Regions from separate parts of the Homo sapiens genome. Here region 1 is linked to region 2. A link is a loop called in an ENCODE intact Hi-C map of the cell type or tissue named here. Cell type or tissue: CD4-positive, alpha-beta T cell. All regions are shown on one strand. Links, peaks and the distances in the headings refer to the core of each region. The heading gives the core; the rest is flanking DNA. Region 1 holds the start of GHET1 (gastric carcinoma proliferation enhancing transcript 1). Region 2 has its middle 7.8 kb from the start of TRC-GCA11-1.

Region 1 (10,010 bases), core at 4,752-7,251, 440 kb after region 2:
ATTTCCCTGATCATTAGTGATATTGAGCACTTTTTCATATGTTTGTTGGCCATTTGTATATCTTCTTTTGAGAATTGTCTATTCATGTCCTTAGGCCAGTTTTTGATGGGATTGTTTTTTTCTTGCTAATTTGAGTTCCTCGTAGATTCTGGATGTTAGTCCTTTGTCGGATGTATAGATTGGGAAGATTTTCTCCCACTCTGTGGGTTGTCTGTTTACTCTGCTTACTGTTCCTTTTGCCGTGCAAAAGGACAGCTAACATTCTTATAGTTTCTTTTTTTAATGTGCCAGTAAACTCTATGTGGCTTCTCAGTTAATCTTCCCAACACCCTATAAGATAGATACTTCGATTATGACCATTTTCTAGATGGAGAAACTGAGGCTCAAGCAAGGTAAGTGACTTGACCAGAGATAGCTAGCTAGTAGCTGGTGAAAACTAGGACTCAAGCTGAGATAATGTGGCTGCAGCCCGTGCTGTTCATCTCTAATGCCTGCCGGATTCTCACTGCATATCATGACACCTATTGGGGCATCAGTCAATTTGATTAGTCAGCTTCAGTGTCTTCATTTGTGGGGTTGTTGGAAACAGATGAGACAGGATCTGGCTGAGAAACAGCCCCAGAAACCTCCTCTCCCAGAATGGCACCAACCCCCCTTCCCTGCCTCTGAGCCTGGCCACTGGGTGGACTTCCAGTCCACATAGTAGACTAGATCACCCCCAGTGCATGCAAAGGCAGAGTGAAAGGTATAAACAACTTAGTCAAATCAAGCTGTACAATGAAAAACAAAAGGAAATAAAACTATTCTGGCGCACACCTTTTTCTTATTAATTTCAAGTTGGCTGCCAATGTTTACCTGCTTTGTTCTTAAAATAATCCATTCTAGAATTTTGCTAGAGAGCAACATCGTTTAGAGATTGTCATTTATGAAACTCTCACTCTCATTTTCCCCTCTTTTGAAATTAGGACAACATCTACCCATGTCTAGTTTTCTGGGGTTATTCATTCTCCTCAATGGCATTCATTCATTCATTCACTCAACACATTTACATAGCACCTGCTGTGTCCCAGATACTGTGCTAGGTACCAGAAGGAGTCAAACATAGTCAATGATTCTGCTTTTCCATTGGCTTGGGGCATCCAGGAACACATTTTCTCAGGCTTGGAGATGTGAACTCCAATGGGCAGCTGCCTGCCCTTCCCCTCCCCTTGCCTGCACCTTTACAGTAAGGTCTACTCGCCGCTGCAGCAGGAAGATCCTCCATTAGGAGTAAAACAGAGCTGTGAATTCGGCTGCCCCAGGAACAGCCCGATCCTTGTTGCTCCAGACACATCCCTACTGTCTTTTTGCTGTTCTTTGCTTTCGGCATGAGTTTCAGGTCTTTCAGAGCTTTGCCTCTGACACTTTCACAGAAATCTTTTCCACCCGCCTTTTCTTAGTCATCTTTACTTCGGACTTCCTGCTTCTGCCTTTTGTCCCTGTAGATTCTGAAGTCCTCAGGAACAATCCAAGATCTTCTGGTGTTTCAGATGCTTCCCCTTCACGTTCCTTAGGTGGTGGTTTCTGTTCTATCAGTTGGGGTTTAAGGAGGAGGCAGGGATCTTGGGCAGTGGGAGAAGCACCTCTGTAGGGAGCTGACTGCCAAGATGGGAAAGTGTCAGCCTCCAGGTAGTGGCGCTTGCTGGGATTTACCGACGCTGGAAGCACAGACTTTATCTGTAGGGCTCACAGTTTCCTCCAGGTCCCACAGAGCTGTCCGGAGGGTCACACAGCAAACAGATAAAGGAGGCCAGCGCAGATTGGGCGGCTCTCTGGTACCTTGCGGTGGCTGAGCCACTCAAGACAAACCGGGGGAAAGACGCCCTGATGACGAAATGCTAATTTTGCATATCTCTTTCCCAGGATGCTTAGCAACACGTCTGATTCTTGTTATTCAGTACGTTTTTCCAGCTATTGATAAATAGATGTGCCAGGGAATTCTTAGAGTATATATATATCATTAATATTGTAAATATAGTCATCAGTAAACTGAAACCAGAATATCACTGTAAGGGGAAAATGAACAAATTTGGGGGCTTTAAATAGTTCAAACAGTAGGAGGACTTATTGGCTGGTCCGAAGGTAGTGAGTTATCTCAATTGATTGTTCACAGTCAGTTACAGATCGAACTCCTTGTTCTACTCTTTCCCCCCTTCTCACTACTGCACTTGACTAGTCTTTTACGAGAGTTTCCACTCTCCTGGCATCCCTCGTTTCTTGTTTTCATCTCAATTTTAAAATGTTGAAAGTCAGCATCATTAAATAAAGCATGGAATACAGGGGGAAAACGAAGTACTATTCTTTTCTTCCAGAAACAAACAGTAAATTTGGGAAAACCCATCACAGACAAGAAGGAAAAAGAAAACAAAAATCAAATAAATAGTAATAGATACTACGGACCAATTATTGGTAAAGATGGTATAGTATGTCCTAAGAGATCAAAGACAGGAAATGGGATGAGGGTGAATAGGGGTTTTTCTTTTTCTTGTACTTTTTCTTTTCTTTTCTTTCTTTTTTTTTTTTTTTTTTTTTTTTTTTGAGACAGGCTGGAGTCTCTGTCACCCAGGCTGGAGTGCAGTGGTGTGATCTCGGCTCACTGCAACCTCCGCCTCGTGGGTCCAAGCGATTATCTTGCCTTAGCCTCCTGAGTAGCTGGGACTATAGGCGCGCGCCACCACGCCTGGCTAATTTTTCTATTTTTGTAAAGACCGAAGTTTCGCCATGTTGGCCAGGCTGGTCTTGAACTCCTAACCTCAAGTGATCCTCCTGCCTCAACCTCCCAAAGTGCTGGGATTACAGGCGTGAGCCACCGCGCACGGCCAGGATTTTTTTAATGTTTTAATATCAGTAGGATTAAGGACTGGTATTTGATGATACAACACTCAATGGACAAAATTAAGAGGCATTTCAAAGTCGACAATCCAGTTAAGTTTTGAAGCTAAGAGATGTGAACATTTTCAGAGAGAAAGTATTTTGGAGGAAGACAAACCAAGTCCAAGAGTTTGAAAATAGAGAAGGCGGAAGAGGGCAGAGTACATTGCGGGATGCTCACCACGTGAGGCACCAGAGCCACTTTCTAATCCTGGTTCAGCCCTTAGGTTCTTATGTAGCCTTTAGAAAGCCACGCAGCTGCCTCCTCATCAGAAACAAAGGGTCATTACACTGATCTTCCTTCCCTCTTCGCTACATGGAAGTATACATTCCTAACAGCCTCGAGGCAAAGTGTTGTTTGATGAGATTGTGGTGGTGTTGCAGTACAGTGTGACTGCCACAAATGTGTATACAACAAAAGAATATTTAAATTTTTCTTATAGGTGAAAGTAACCCAAGGCACCTTGAGGGCACATGTGGGTTTCCCAAGAGCTTCCCTGTGGGGTTTTTTGTTTTTTTTTTTTCTTTCTGAGACGGAGTTTCGCTCTTGTTCCCCAGGCTGGAGCACAATGGCGCGATCTCGGCTCACTGCAACCTCCGCTTCCCAGGTTCAAGCGATTCTCCTGCCTCAGCCTCCCGAGTAGCTGGGATTACAGGCATGTGCCACCACGCCCAGCTAATTTTTTGTATTTTAGTGGAGACGGGGTTCCTCCATGTTGGTCAGGCTGGTCTCGAACTCCCGACCTCAGGTGGTCCGCCAACCTCGGGCTCCAAAGTGCTGGGAATACAGGCAAAAACCACCACACCCGGCCTTGAATTGTAATTCTCAGGTGTTGAGGGGGAACCTGGTGAGAGGTAACTGAATCAGGAAGTCAAGACTTAAGGGTCTCCTCAATCTAAGTCCCGAGGCTTTTCCCGTACAGCTAGCTTGCTGCTTCTTCAATAATAGATATGCCTTAATTACAGTGATTGTTCAAGCCAACTGATGTTGCTATGATCACGTACCAGCTATGAACACAGGACTGTCACTGTATCTCAGGAATAATGGCAATTAAATGATATTGCAAGAGAGTAACAGTCTATTGGCCATAGTCACCATTTGATATTTGCAAAGGAATACATTTGTATTGTGTTTTATAAGGTACAGGGTATTTTCATATGACCTATTTCATTTAATATTCTTTGCAGTCCAGTTAAATTAGTATGACAGACATTATCATTTTACAAATGAAGAAACTGAGGTTCTGAGAGAGATCACATAAGCAGCCGAGAGTCAGCCACTGAGTTCATTGCTTGCAGAGCCAGAATAACCTTTCTTCCCCAAAAGTATTCTCTCTGCTACCCCGCAAAGAAAAACCAGCAATCAAACAATGTCAACAAAGCCATGAAACCAATTGCTGTACTATTCCAGTCAGTGGAAACATTGCTAAAAACTAAAAGATAGATGGATGGATAGTTAGGAGGGAGGGAGAGAGAGAGAAAAAAGTATGTAGTTGATGGTGGAATAACTGTTAATATGGACACTACGAAACTAACACGAGAGCAGAGTCAATTTCTCTGACTTTAGGTTGATTTCATTCCACAGATATGAGACTGCACAATTCTATCAGTCTTGATGACATATGTATCCTATCTCCAGAAACTTCCTAACCAGATAATATCTGCAAAGCAATAATGAATGCCCAGTGCAACTATAAGGCCAGCTCAGAGTAATATGATAACTTGAGGAAGAAAAGAGTTTGGCATTAGTTCTTTCCTAAGACGTATTTGAATAAGATAGGATTGTCAGATAAAATACAGGATGCCTGGTCAAATTTGAACAATAGTGTAAATAGATTTTTAGCATAAGTATGTCCCAAATATTGCACACTATATCCTACTGTCATTGCACAGACAGTAGTTTGAAGCCAAAATAATTTTGATTTGCAAAAGCGCGGCATTTGCGAAGAGAAAGGGGATATTTTCCAATACCAAAATCTTTATGTTTTACAAGAAAAGCAAAGCTTGGTGGATCCAGGTTTAGAGATAATACCATGAACCATCGTGTCCGAGGTGAGCAGTTTCCCCACCACACAGTAAAGAGGAAAGCTTCGTGTCTGCATCATTTCTAGGTTAACAGCTTGGGATTTTCTTCATCTTTGATCTTGCTAATACTGTATTAACACAGACAAGCTTAAGCACAGATGTGCAAAGTGTTTTACTTTTCAGTGTGAAATAGAATCATGCTATGTACATTACTTTGCAATTTGAAAAGCTTGCTCTCTTACCACTGCACTCTGCGGACCTTTGCCCTCTCCTGGATCCCTCTTCTTCATGCCTGACACCGTGGATAAGGAGGTGCGTGAGACATGGTTCATTCCTTAGGTCACCTAAACCTATGGTTCTCCTTATTCTCAAGGTACAATTCAGAGACGAGGGGACCTCCCTTTTCAACACGGAGCATGCCAGGCTCCTAAAAACACTTAATGTGCTCTGTCCACTAGTCATCTTCACTGGCAAGTAGTGGTGTGCTTAAGAAAAACCTTCAGGCAGGATCTTGGCTGTTCTGTATTGGGGAACAGAAAATGCTTTCCCACCCCAAAACCACAGCAAAAGGCTAGTCAAGTGAAGCAGTGGGAGTGGAGAAGGAACAAAGAAATCTGTAACTGGTTGTGATCAATTAGTTGTAAACACCACTGCACTCGGACCAGCCGAAACACAAAGGCACGCTGCTACTTATATAAGCCTCGAAAGTTCCATCTCTACCATAGTTACGGTGACTATTCACAGGAGCTAAAAAAAAGGAAGAGTATAAATACACCCCAAATAGAAAGCAAATGTTTAAAAAATAAAACTGTTAAACACATAGACTTTGTAAGAAAAAGGTCCTTCTCTCTTCAGTGACATTAAAGGAGCTCGGGCAACCCTGCTCAAAGCATTGTGGGTGATTTGCATGGAAACCCTGCATCAGCCACATCCATCAAAGACTCCCACGGTGCCCCCGGCGGGGCCTCAGTCTCACAGGGCCAGGACGTCTAGAGCGGGAGGGGACGTCCTCTTAAGAAGGAAGAGGCAACCCGCCGCGGGGGTGGGGCCGGGCGGGCGGGGGCCCCTTGGAATTCAGTGGCCCCCCCGGGATCAGGGGTCCCCGCGGTTCGGTGGTCCCGGACCCCACGCAGGGCTGGCGCGGCCCCCCACGCCCGCGCCCCCACCCCCGGTTCCCCGTGGAGGGGGAGCGTGTGTCCTGCGAGGAGCCCTGCAGCCCGGCGTCCCCTCCCCTTTTCCTTCCCAACGACCCTCTTTAAAAATGAATGAATGAATGTATGAATGAATGAAGTCCCAGATTCTGGTGTCACCCACGATGCTTTTCTTGAGCTTTCCAAGGTTTGTTTTGTTTTGTTTGAGCTCTTTAGGAAGCTTTCCTGGCGGTTTCGCCATAGTCCTGCGCTCCTGTTACCAAGTGGTTTTGTTTCAAAGCGGCTGCACTGGGGACCTTGAGCTATTCTGGAAGGAGGTTAGGAACCCCACTCTAAACAGAAAGGGAAACATTCGGTCCGTGGAAGCTAACATTTTAAAATACATAATTAGCAATTATCTTTTTAAAAAGTGACGCCGTGGAGGAATGAGGCGCACAGAGCCTCGGAGAGACTCCCGGGGGCTGAACGCGCACCTGGCTTCTCAGCAGGGGCAGCCTGGGCCCCCAGCCCTGGGCCGCACAGCGGGTCCCAGGAGCTGCCGGGTGGGGCAGGACCCGACACGAAGGGCGAGGGGAGCGCAGCCTCGGGGGTCTTTGCCTTTCCAGGCTCTGCAGTGGGGGCCCGACCCCTTGACCCCCAGAGCGGGTCATTTTGAACAATCCTCTTACTACAAAATTATTTTCAGTAAAACGCATGAAATAATCAGTATGTATCACTGGATTTTGCGATTAGTCCATTAATTTTAAAAGAAGCAATTAACAATTTAAAAAAGAAGATATGTCCATTTTAAAGTTTTTTTTTTTCAAATTTAGAAAAAGATTTCATGTTATGAAATGAACTTTCCACCTACCAAGTATTATATCTTGTGTTCCCTGCGTAAAGGCTGTGTGTTTTCACTTTTACATTAAACACACTTAAATTTTCTTTCCTTTTTTTCTTTTTTTGAGACAGGGTCTCCTCGCTCTGTCGCCCAGGCTGGAGTGCAATGGCACGATCTCTACTCACTACAACCTCTGCCTCCCGGGTTCAAGCGATTCTGCCGCCTCAGCCTCCGGAGTAGCTGGGAATACAGGCACCCGCCACCATGCCTGGCTAATTTTTTGGTAATTTTAGTAGAGACGGGATTTCACCATGTTAGCCAGGCTAGTCTCGAACTCCTGACCTCAGATGATCTACCCGCCTTGGCCTCCCAAAGTGCTGAGATTACAGGTGTGAGCCACCATGCCCGGCCTTAAATTGATTTTTAAAATATAAAATTTTGGCCGGACCGGTGGCTCCTGCCTGTAATCACAGCACTTTGGGAGGCCGAGGCGAACCGATCATCTGAGGTCAGGAGTTCGAGACCAGCCTGGCCAACATGGTAAAACCCCGTCTCTACTAAAATACAAAAATTAGCCGGGTGTGGTGGCAGATGCCTGTAATCCCAGATGCTCGGGAGGCTGAGACATGAAAATCGCTTGCGCCAGGAGGTGGAAGTTGCAGTGAGCCGAGATCGTGATACTGCACTCCAGCCTGGGTGACAGAATGAGACGCTCTCTCTCTCTCTCTCACATACACACAATCAATTTAAATCCCATTGTTCCAGAGCCGTTTGTTAATCTGTTCTCTGCTGTGCTGCCATTGCCTCTTTGTGAAACATCACTTGACTACCCTTATGTGTGCCAGTTTGTGGGTTCCCTATTCTGTTGCATTGATCTATCTGTTCTTTCACTAATACCACACTGTCTTGATTACTGTAGCTTTATACAGTCCATCTTGAGGTTGGGTAGGGTCAGTCCTGTGACTTTGTTCTGCTTCAACGTTGTTGGCTATTCTGGGTCTTTCAGCTTGTCCATGGCAACTGTTTCATTTAATTTCTCTTTCTGATATTAGTGATTTGTGTATTCTCTCTTTTTCGTCTTTGTCAGCCTGGCCGGAGGCTGATCTTCTCTACTGATTTCCTGTTTTTTAAGTTAATTGATTTCTGCTCTAATTTTTATTAGTTCTTTTCTTCTGCTTACTTTGGATTTAATTTGCTTTTCTTTTTCTAGCTTCTTAAGGTGGGAACCTAGAATATGGACTATAGATCTTTCTTCTTTACTAATGTATGCATTTAATGCTATCAATTTTCCTCTAAACACTCTTTTTGCTGCACCCCATAAATGGGATGTATTTTCATTTTTTATTTAGTTCTAAATATGTTATTTAGAAGTGTTGGCGGGGTGTGGTGGCTCACGCCTGTAATCCCAGCACTTTGGGAGGCTGAGGCGGGTGGATCACAAGGTCAGGAGTTCAAGATCAGCCTGGCCAAGATGGTGAAATCCCGTCTCTACTAAAAATACCAAAAGTTAGCCGGGAGCGGTGGCAGGCGCCTATAATCGCAGCTACTTGGGAGGCTGAGGCAGGAGAATCGCTTGAACTCGGAGAGTGGAGGTTGCAGTGAGCCGAGATCATGCCACTGTACTCCAGCCTGGGTGACAGAGTGAGACTCCGTATCAAAAAAAAAAAAAAAAAAAGAAAAAGAAGTGTTAATATGGGCTGGGCTTGGTGGCTCACACCTGTAATTCCAGCACTTTGGGAGACTGAGGTGGGCAGATTACCTGAGGTCAGGAGTTCGAGACTGGCTTGGCCAACATGGCGAAATCCTATCTCTACTAAAAATACAAAAATTAGCAAGGCATGATGGTGGCTGGGTGACTGAGGCACCAGAATCTCTCCATCCCGGGAGATGGAGGTTGCAGTGATCCGAGATCACTCCACTGCACTCCAGCCTGGGCGACAGAGCAAGACTGTCTTAAAAAAAAATTATATATATATGGTTTGGCTTTGCGTTCCCACCCAAATTTCATCTTGAAAAAAATTTTTTTTCTTTTTTTTTGAGACGGAGTTTTGCTCTTGTTGCCCAGGCTGGAGTGCAATGGTGTGATCTGCAACCTCCTTCTCCTGGATTCAAGTGATTCTCCTGCCTCAGCCTCCCCTGTAGCTGGGATTACAGGTGCCCACCACCGTGCCCAGCTAATTTTTGTATTTTTAGTAGTGATGGGGTTTCACTGTGTTGGCCAGGCTGGTCTCGAGCTCCTGACCTCAGGTGGTCCACCCGCCTCAGCCTCCCAAAGTGCTGGGAATACAGACATAAGCCACCGCACCCAGCTTTGAATTGTAATCCTCAGGTGTTGAGGAAGGAACCTGGTGAGAGGTAATTGAAACATGGAGGTGGTTTCCCGCGTGCTATTCTCGTGATAGTGAGTGAGTTTCACGAGATCTGATGGTTTTATAAGTGTTTCTTTGGTAGTTCCTCTCCTGCTTGTTGTGGTCTCTCTAGTGCTGTTTTATGAAGAAGGTGCTTGCTGCTTCTTCCGCCGTGATTATAAATTTCCTGAGGCCTCCTCAGCCATGAGAACTGTGAGTCAATTAAACCTCTTTCCTTTATAAATTACCCAGTTTTGGGACAGAGTTTTTTTGCTTTTGTTGCCCAGGCTGGAGTGCAATGGAGCGATCTCAGCTCACTGCAACCTCTGCCTCCCAGGTTCAAGCGATTCTCCTGCCTCAGCTTCCCAAGTAGCTGGGATTACAGGCATGCACCACCACGACCAGCTAATTTTTGTATTTTTAGTAGAGATGGGTTTTCACCACGTTGGTCAGGAAGTCCTGACCTCCAGTGATCTGCTTGCCTCAGCCTCCCAAAGTGCTGGGATTACAGGCATGAGCCACAGTGCCTGGTCTCTTTTTTTTTTGAGATGGAGTTTTGCTCTTGTTGCCCAAGCTAGAGTGCAATGGCACAGTCTCGGCTCACTGCAACCTCTGCCTCCCAAGTTCAAACGATTCTCCTGCCTCAACCTCCCAAGTAGCTGGGATTACAGGTGCCTGCCGCCACACCCGGCTAATTTTTTGTAATTTTTAGTAGAGATGGGGTTTCACCGTGTTGGCCAGGTTGGTCTTGAACTC
Region 2 (10,010 bases), core at 4,403-6,902:
GAACTCAGTTCTTTGACTCCAAAGCCCATGTGCTTGGCCAAAAAGTTGTTTTCCTGGGGCCAGTATCGTTGTTGAAAAAAGAAAAGCCAGCACCTCTTTTAAATTATTCCATTTTGCCTCCGGATTTTTTGACTGAAGATAAAATTGGGGGAAACAAAATATATTAAACAGAACATGCTCTGTGCATTTGCCAAAATGATGAACACAGTAAGAGGATAAAAAAGAATGTTTGAGGCAGGAAAAAACCCTTAGCGCTGAGCCCTAGCATTTTATAGCTGAGAAATGAAGAGGAGAGGAGTTGGGTCCTCCAAGGTCACAGGTGGGACAGGCAGGGCTGGTGCCGAGGGGATGCTCACTGTCTTACAGCCCTGCACCCCCCCCCCAGTATTTATTAATCACCACTTGTGTGCAAAGAATTGTGCTGGGCTCTGTGGAGAAACACAAGAGGATTAGGAATCCCTGGCTGCCTAGACAGCACTTAGCATCTGGTGGAGACTGGCAGCCTGGTTAAGCCTCTGGGGATCTGGAAAGCTGGGACCATCAGAGAGGCCTTTAGGCGGCTGTCTCTGATAAAGGACCGCATCCCCAGCTTTTCTTCATTCCTCTTCAGTGGATGTAGCCTGAACCAGCCAGGTGTCTGTGGGAGACCTTTCCTGAAGCACTGTGGTGGCAGCTCCTCAGATTAAGGGATCAGGGACAGAGGCCCTCCAGGCCCTACTGTTGCCAGGGCAACATTGAGTCAGGCCAGGGCCTCTCCTCCAGCGCTCTGGAAAGCATTACTGCTGCTGAAGCCTCTTGTTGCTTCCCAGTCATACTGGCAACTTCTAGATGACAATTTGTAAAAAAAAAAAAAAAAAAAAATCAACTTTGCATCTACCATTTCTAGTTGGTTTCCTTGAAATGAGGAATTTTAGTTAAAATATAGACTTTAGCCCTTTTATTTCTGTTTTCTACAAAGGACAGCTCCAGGTTAAATGATTTCTCTAAAAAAAAGAAAGAAAAGGAAGGTGAAAGGAAGGAAAAAAGGGGAAAAGACCAGGATAGAAAGAAAGAAAAGAAAACATTAAACATAGTACTATTGATCGCAACCTTACATGAAAAGTTCTGTTCAGAAGTCAGAACTAGCCATAAGTTTATTAAGGATAATAACTAAAATCACTACAATTCATTGAGTTTTACCATGTTGCAGTCACTGTGCCAGATCATAAACGCTTTCCTTTCATTTTATCTTGCAACAACCTGTGAAATTGGTATCTGTGTCCCCTTGAACAGATGAAGTTCAGAGAGGTTCAGCCATCAGCAGCCAAGGTCACACGGCCAGAATTTAAACCTAAGTGGGTGGGAACCCCAGCTGTGTGCTATTAACCACTGTTACATACTGCCTCCCAATTTCAACATGGATCCTTAATAAAAAGGGCAAAACATGACTATTTCTCTTTGATTTGCAGCTCTCACTGTCTATGGGCACAGCATGTGAGTCTGGACCTGCCTGAAAGCACAGTTCCCTGGCTGCCTGGCCAGCCAAGCCCAGGCGACATTGGGAGACGTCCTGAGGTTCACCTGACCAGGGTAGAATAGGTGTTCCTGGGCACACTGGTGGTTAGAACACCAATCCAGCCCCCGTTTTAGACTGAGTCCTCTATACCTTAGGGACTTTGGGGAGAGCACTGTTATGGCAAGAGGCCACCTTTCTCTGTTTATTTCTGACGTTGGGACCTAAGAAGCCATTTGTTTATCAGTCAGAGGAGTAGTTGCATGAAGGAGATTATTATAAGGAAGAAATACCTGCTCCCTAATAACACAAAATACACCCTTGACTCTAATCCTGCCGGCTCAGTGCTACCTCTAAGTTCTCACCATTCCCTCCCCGCCACTACCGCATGAATGAAACTCACTGCTTCTCTTTGTAAAATAATATCTCAAAATAACTCAAGTATTATAAGACAGGAGCATCACTGCTGTCTATTAATTCAGGTAATGGAAAGTTGAATTTTAATGACAAAATGTATCAGTGAAAATGTCTATCCCTGCTGGTAATTTTATTTAAAGAATGATTATCAGGACAACAGACTGTTTCTTCTTAAAATCAGTATAGTCTAATAAGTATAAAATCTTTTTAAAAATTAAATGCAATCAGCTCTTCATTTACCTGATACACAAATAATCAAATTATGCCCTCAAAGGATTGAAATAGCTTGGATTTAAGCTAAACTCAATTAAGAAAAGTAAACAAGTATGAAAGGTGAAACTTGCCATTTTTCCACAGAAGGTACCAGCCAAGAACTACATGGTCCCATGATCAAATTTGCTGCAGGTAAATTATGCAAATTCTAAAATTTAAGATTAAAAAAATTTATTTATTTATTTTTGAGACAGGGTCTTGCTCTGTCTCAGGCTGGAGTACGATGGTGACATCATGGCTCACTACAGCCTGGACCTCCCACATTCAGGTGATCCTCCCGCCTCAGCCTCCTGAGTAGCTGGGACCACAGGCATGAGCCACCAAGCCTAATTTTCTTATTTTTAGTAGAGACATGGTCTCATCTCACTACGTTGTCTAGGCTGGTCCCAAACTCCTGGACTCAAGCAATCCTCCATAGGCCTCCCAAAGTGCTGGGATTATAGGTGTGAACCACCGCGTCTGGCGTATACAAAAAAATTTCTGCTAGGTGTGGTGGTTCACACCTGTAATCCCAGCACTTCGGGAGGTCTAAGGAGGAGGATCGCTTGAGCCCAGGAGTTTGAGACCACCCTGAGCAACATAGTGAGAATCTGTCTCTTAAAAAAAATTCTGTATATATTTTTCGATTTGGATGATAGTCATCACTATAAATCACATTAATTTTGTCAAAAAGTAAAGACACTAAGTTGGTTCCCATAGTTACCCCCTGAACAATTTAATAATAATGACTGTCCAACTAAAATTTGTATTATTTCTTTCCCACTTTAACCCAGTGGTTCCTTACTGTGTCTTGAATTAATCAATGCCTTACCAAGCCAATTTATCCAGTGATGCATTCTGAAATAAGTTTGGGAAAAAAAAAAAACCTCAAATGTTTCAGAGTGCTGCTAAAAAAGCAAGTCAATATTCAGACCAATTTAAGCCAGTCTCTGGTGTGTTTAATTCATACAGTAGACAAATTGAGAGAAATAGACACATTTTCCTTGCCCAAATTGTTGCCAGCTCTTCAGAGTCTTGAAACAAACGTTAATTGCATACAAACATGCTTGGGTGTTCATTTTACCAAAAAGATGAACTCTTATTAGTATGTAGTAATCACATAACAGAATTCCAGAATCTTATTTAAAATTCTTTGCCCCCAAATGAAAATAGCGTTTTTTTCTGGTTGTAGAAGGAATTTCTATGTTCTAAACAATAAAAACTTACAATTGAATGAGTCCCTTATTTCTCCAAGAGAAGGTATCAAGTCTTTTCCATAACTATGGAAGAAATCAATTTTAACCACCCAGTATGAGGACTTCTAACCATCTCCACCTGTGAAATTACTTGGAAGAGTTCATCCCTTCTCTGTAGAACTAAATCTGTAATATATTTTAGAATCTCTTTCAGATTCAGGACATGAAATCTTTATCAAATTTATAATGGTCAGCCAAATTTTTTGCACTTCATCTGTCAGTGTTTTCAAGCTTTCGTTTGTAGCCTCCGGAATCCCTTGTTTAAATAAAACAATTTTCAGAAGCTAAATATGTAAAATAACTCGTGCCTTAAGAGGCTGGAGAGGGAGCCAAGCCTACCTGCTCTGGCGCCCCCGTCTTCCCAAACTCCCCCTGCGCTGAGGGGTCTCCAAGGAGGAAGCTCACTTCAAAAACCTCTGCCCTGGGCAAGTCACCAGGGCTCCTTTTCTCTTGCTTCAACCTTTCCTAGCCTCAATCCAAACTCTGTATGTTTAATTTATCCAGTGACACACTCCATGCTTACTTAATTCTTTGATAGAACAGTTTCTTAGTTTTATTTTTTTTCCTTGTGGGATATGCATGCTTTCCTATTCTCTATGCGTTACTTGGCAGATGTTCATATCAGAAAATGGTAAGTCTCTATAACCTTGCCAGTGAAATCCAGAGAGCTAACATCCACTGAGAATCCCTGGAAGGCCGGGGAAGATAGCAGGACAGATGTCTTAAGCCCTGTGAGAAAGCTACAAAGACGTCTCCCCCGCCCCAACCCCCATGTTATTTTTACAGCAAACGCTTCCACGGTGAAGGCAACGGGAGATTCAGGTGCAAGGTGCAGCCTAGCAAGACCCCTGGCCACACACGCATCACTGCGGGAGGTTGGAGGGTCCCCTCTACCGGGCTTTCCAGGGCTTGGCGCGTGCTCGGAGCGTGCACTCAGCGGCCATTGTGTGTTTGATTTTTCCCAAGGGCAGGGCCGGCTTTTGTTCATTTCGCGCTTGCTCCAGAGTCTGGCGCAAGGTCCTCAGAGGTCCTCAGTGCACGCGAAATGAACGGATGAACAAGCCACAGGTGACAATGTGCGGGAAGAAACACGGGTACAATCCCAAATCTCTGCCCAGCTGGGATGGAGATGATTTTCTTCATTAAACCTGATCCAACACCTTTAAACGCTATCACTTAAAAATGGATTTTATCATTCCTTCTGATATTTCAGCCCCAATATTAGGTAGAGTACCCGGATCACTGCCAAATCCTCTTACCACCGTTGCAGGTGGCTGGTGTGCGGCAGAAATCCTGCTCCACGGCCCTGCCCTTTGCAGCAAGGTCACCCAGCTGCCTGATAAGGAGTCCAGGGACGGGCAGCAAGCGGGACTGCGGGGAAAGCGCCGGGCACGCCGCGTGGCACCCGAGGCCCGCCCGCCCTTCCTGGCTGGGTATGAACACCAGCCGCGCCCGCGGGCGGCGACCCCGGGCTTCCTCTCGTTCAGGTCGCCTGGCGCGGCCGTGCCTTCCTGCTTCCCTACGGCAGCGGCACACCGGGACCTTGGGGAACCGGGAAGGGGCCCTTCCCCAAGCCAGGCCTCTGGCCCATCCAGGTCCCCTCGAGTCCCCCCAGCTCACCCAGAGCTCAGCGGGTCCCGTCCTCGGTCTCCCCGCCGGCCTCGCGGCTCCATTGCTGCCGCCCGAGAGGCCCTACGCGAGCTCCTAAAACCCTGCGCCCTCCATTTGGCGCCTGTGGGATGGGGCACAACCGTGTCGGTCTCACTGGTGCTGTGAGTGCAGCTGAGAGCCAATGGAGCAAGGACTTAACACAAACGATTATATTTTTATTTTAAAGATGTATTTATGCGTCTCTATCCATATTTTAAATATGCACATTTTCTCGATTACATTAATTTTGATGACTTGACTTTTAGACGTTCCTCTGCCTGGGCGTTTTTTCTCCCGTCTGATGAGAACGGGAGCGCGCTGCTGGGTGCCCGGCAGGGCGCGCCGGCGGCCCACGGGCTGCCTCCCGGGCCAGCGCCACGTCGGGCCGCGCGGGGCCGCGCGCTGCCCCCTGCCGGCCAGAGGCGAGGAGGCCCCGGAGGCCGCGGCGCCCTCACCTGGCCGCTGGCGGCCGCTCTAGGAATGCGCGCGGCCTTCTCGGTGGTGGCGGCCGCCTCGCGCCAGAGACCCGCTAGTCCCGACATCCGAGCCCCAGCCCCGCCTGCCAGCCGGCTGGCCCTTAGTCGCAGTGCGGGAGCCGCCCGGCCGCAGCCCCGAACCAGCCCTGGTTAGCAGGAGCCGCTGTCAGGTTGCTTTTCTTGCACACACTGGCCTGCCGGCCAAGGCCCCAGCAAATCCCCGTGCAAACACAGTTGGTGCAAACACAGTTAGTGCAAACAAAGGTGCGGCCGCAGGAATCTGAGAGCACAGGAAATATGAGACCTACCCCACCTCGAAGGCTCAACCCACGGCACAAAACAGCACAGAAGACCCGGAGGGCCTTGGGTCCCAGAAGGAGAGGGGACTCCGTGAATTGACCCCGAGCTTTAGGGTTGCTCAAGCTTCTTCCCGGGCAGCCTGCATTCTACCCACTTTTCTCGTTGTGCAGATGAGGAAACCAAGGCTGAGGCCCAGCTCCTGGCCGCTCGCTGTGTTTGTCCCATGCGGAGGTGGACCTGGAGGCGCTCTCTCATGATAGGCTGCACTTTTTTTTTTTTTTTTTTTTGAGACGGAGTCTCGCTCTGTCGCCCAAGCTGGAGTGCGGTGGCAGGATCTCGGCTCACTGCAAACTCTGCCTCCCGGGTTCACGCCGTTCTCCTGCCTCAGCCTCTCGAGTAGCTGGGACTACAGGCGCCCGCCACCACGCCTGGCTAATTTTTTATATTTTTAGTAGAGACGGGGTTTCACCGTGTTAGCCAGGCTGGTCTCGATCTCCTGACCTCGTCATCCGCCCGCCTCGGCCTCCCAAAGTGCTGGGATTACAGGCGTGAGCCACAGCGCCCGGCCTGCACTTTTTTTCCTTGATATATTTTCAAATGTCTGCCTAGTTTTTTCCGAAGACTAAATTCTTTAGCCCAGGCTGCGGTGGCCCCCTAATAAAACAAATGCCATGCAAAGACTAACCTCCTGGAGTGGAACTGCCTGGTCCAGGGTACGAGCGTTTTCTAAGGCGTTTGAGGCATAGGGCCAGACGATCCTCCCGCAGGTCGGCCGTCTCCCCTAGTTCTGTGTGGGGAGCAGGCAAGGAAGCCCCGCTCTGTGGGCCGGTGGGAAGGCTGGCAAGCACCCGGTGTATTTGAGTGACGTGTGCCTCCGTGTGAGTGATGTGCAGGCGGCAGGGCCTCTGTCCTATTGTGGGGCCTCACTCTTAACGGATTTGAATGCTGTGGGAGCACTGGGCGGCCAGGGAATCTTTTGAAAAGGCAAATTTGATCATAGTCCTCTCTTGCTTGGGAGGTTCCCCATTGCTCTTAGGGTAAGGTCCAAAATCTTTCAGGACCCACTAGGCCCTGCCTGCCTTCTCGGCCCTGTCCGGGGTTGCTGTAACAAAGTGCCACAAACTGGTTGGCTTTAAACAACAGAAATGGATTCTTGCAGTTCTGGAGGCCAGAGGTCCAAGATCAATGTGTGGTCTGGCTTGGTTCTTACTGGAGGCTCTGAGGGACACCGTCCCATGCCTCTCTCCTGGCTTCAGCATTGGATGCAGTGCGCCAGCGGGCACTTGGCCTGCTCCCTTTGTCTCCTCTCTTCTGATGAGGATAACAGTCATATTGCACTGAGTGCCCACCCTGCGCCAGGATGACCTGGTCTTAATTAACTATTACATTGGCAATGACCCTATTTCCAAAGAAGGTCACCTCCTGAGGTTCTTGGAAGGACATGAACTTTGGGAAGACCCTACTCAGTCCACACAGGCTGCCTCCCAGACTCCAGCACCCTGACCTTCTCTCTGCTCTTGGCACCCCACTGCCTCAGGCTTCACCCATGCCGCCCAACTTCCTGGGCTGCTCATCTCCCAACTAACGTTCCTTCCTCCTGCACGGTGTTGTGGAAATGTCACTCCCTCAGAAAAGGCCTCTGGAACACCCCAGCTTAGGGTAACTGTGGTGCCCACTCTCCCCCTTCCCCTTTCTAGGTTCACAGAGCTTAAGACAGTTATCATTGAAGTGACACCGAGTGACAGTGGATGTTCATGTGTGCCTCCTCTACCTAAATCTGCTCCTCAGGGGCAGAAACCAGGTCGGCTGGATGAACAAGAACCTTAATTGCATGGCCGAGGAGGCTTACAGACTGACCTGGGAAGCCTGTCTCCACAGGACAGGCCCGAGGTGATGAAGACCTGTGCCAAGCCCAGCACAGAGTCTCTGAGGAAGGGCTCAGAGATGTGGCCCCTGCACATGGGAGGGAGATCCAAATCCAGGCTCCACTCTCCCTGGGATGGCACAGTAAATAAATGCCACCTCCTGACCCAGCTCACAGGGCCCTCTGTGGCCTGACCCCACCTCACCTCCACCTCAAATCACTGTCCTGCTCTGCCCCCTCTGCTGCCCCACACTGGCCTCATTCTTGCTTCATCCTGCCAAGCCACTTCCAAGTGGGTCACTCTACCCAAGGCCTGGGATCCACTGCATCCAGAATTTTAGTTATTTTTATCTACTTATTTTTTGAGACAGGGTCTCATTCTGTCACCTAGACTGGAGTGCAGTGGCACTGCAGCCTCGACTCTCCAGGCTCAACTGATCCTCTGGCCTCAGCTTCCCAAGTAGCTGAGACTACAGGTGCATGCCACCACGCCTGGCTAATTTTTTAAAAAATCTTTTGTACAAATGAGTTTTCGTTATGTTGCCCAGGAATGGTCTTGAACTCCTGTGCTCAAGCAATCTGCCCACCTCAGCCTCCCACAGTGCTGGGATTGCAGGTGTGAGCCCGGACATGCATCCAGATTTTTCCTCACTGGCTTCTTATCATTCGGATTTCAGCTCCAATCATCGTTTCCTGACCATCCCTGTTGTCTTCCATCAGAATACCATGCTTTATTTTCCTGTAGTGTTTTCAATATCTGTGATGTTTTCATTCATGCATTAGTTTGCTTGTCTGTCACACTGCACCTCTGGGAATATAGCTCCATGGGGCCAGGGCTGTGTTTCTTGGCCTCGTTCACTGCTGAGTCCTCAGTGCCTAGACTAGACCCTGGAACGTAGTGTATTTGTTAAATGACTGAATGAGTCACTTAGTCCCCCTGAATCTGTTTCTTCAGCTATAAAATGGGAGCAGTCTTAACTATTTCCTAGGATATAACAATTGTACCTGCCTCAGACAGCTATGAGGATTCTGTAGGATAGTGTATATGAGCCTCCAACATAAACACTCAGCACACATGAGCCATTATTTCTATCTCAGATTCACCCGTCCTCACATGGAGAGGGCAGGACTGGGAATGAGGTGGTAACTCTTTCAGATCCCAGTGTTCAGCTCTCTGTTCTTCCAGTTATCCAACCTTTACTAGAAAAGATGGAAAAAATATAGTATTGTGGAAACAGCCCTGGACTTGGACAGAGAGGTCTTGAAATTGAGTTCCTTGGAAATTTTCTGAGGCTGTGTCCTCATGTGCAAAATGGAATTAATTATTCCTATAGAAGCATAAATGAGGCCAGGCATGGTGGCTCACACCTGTAATCCTGGCACTTTGGGAGACTGAGGCAGGAGGACTGCTTGAGCCCAGGAGTTCAAGACCAGCCTGGTCAACAGAGCGAGACCCTGTCTCCAACAACAACAACAACAAATCCAGATGATGTGGTGGTGCAGCAGGCCTGTAGTCCCAGCTACTTGAGAGGCTGAGATGGGAGGGTCGCTTGAGCCTAGGAGTTTGAGGTTACAGTGAGCCATGATCACGCCACTGCATTCCTGAGCAACGGGGCAAGACCTTGGTTCTTTAAAAAAAAAAAAAAAAAAAAAGGCACTTGAATGAGTACGTTATGTGTAAATTATAATGCACTTATTTCCCAAATTAGCATTCCTTGGAGTCTTTTTTGTCTTATCTAGGCAATTACGTACTAATTATGTCAAAAGGAAATGATATTGCTTGTAATTACTAGAAGAGATATGCTTAAATTTGTAATATTTATGGGTTTTTCTGATTTTCAAAGTGATACATTTTATTGCAGAAAATGTGAAGAATATAGAGGAATATAAAGAAAAACATTCTGAAATCACCCATAACCCCTATATTCATGCTTTAGTCTTCACATGTGTGCCCTGGAGCAAACAGTGCACGTGAAGGGCATCCTCACCGAACTGAGATGCCCTTAGGTGGGTGATCCAGGAAGCTGACAGGTAGGTGGCTTCCTAGAAGGCCACGGAGAGGACCTGTGCCAGTTCCACGCACTGATGCTTGTTTGACTGAGTCCTGGGAGTGGCTGGATGGGAGGGAGGGCACAAGAAGGGGCTATGGCCCTAAATAGGGCATTTAACTATAGATTAAGAGCTTCCAATTTGAATTGAGGTGCTTCTGGGGGCCCTTAAACTTAAAAAATAATTTCTTAGTGGTTTAGGAAAATAAAACAATTACTGAAAATACCAAAAAGTATAAAGAAGAAATAGTCACT

The links. Hi-C counts contacts between places; a loop is a spot of excess contacts. Peaks named below come from ENCODE experiments on the same cell type or tissue, not always from the same donor. Only the 100,000 strongest peaks of a DNase experiment are listed, where the experiment ranks them.
Region 1: a loop joins it to region 2, with 3 times the contacts of the local background. A loop is called at or near these places in 2 of 110 quality-filtered maps.

What each region holds. Positions count from the first base shown.
Region 1 is chr7:148,979,347-148,989,356 of GRCh38, reverse strand. GHET1 (gastric carcinoma proliferation enhancing transcript 1) reads right to left here and starts at 1,830. Exons shown (of 1, transcript NR_130107.1): 1 at 1-1,830. It also overlaps RNY3 and RNY1. RefSeq lists enhancers at 1,484-1,533, 1,854-1,903, 1,471-1,971 and silencers at 2,114-2,183, 5,900-5,999, 9,214-9,414. In CD4-positive, alpha-beta T cell, for the core only: no CTCF peak of the experiment used is centred there; DNase peaks (open chromatin) are centred at 5,866 and 6,476; H3K4me3 peaks cover 1,838 bases.
Region 2 is chr7:149,417,979-149,427,988 of GRCh38, reverse strand. No RefSeq gene overlaps it. Among named protein-coding and RNA genes, the nearest start is that of TRC-GCA11-1, 7.8 kb to the right of the region's middle. RefSeq lists a silencer at 5,321-5,570 and an enhancer at 5,702-6,201. In CD4-positive, alpha-beta T cell, for the core only: CTCF peaks have their summits at 5,278 and 5,565 (motif pointing left); a DNase peak (open chromatin) is centred at 5,478; H3K4me3 peaks cover 1,519 bases; H3K27ac peaks cover 811 bases.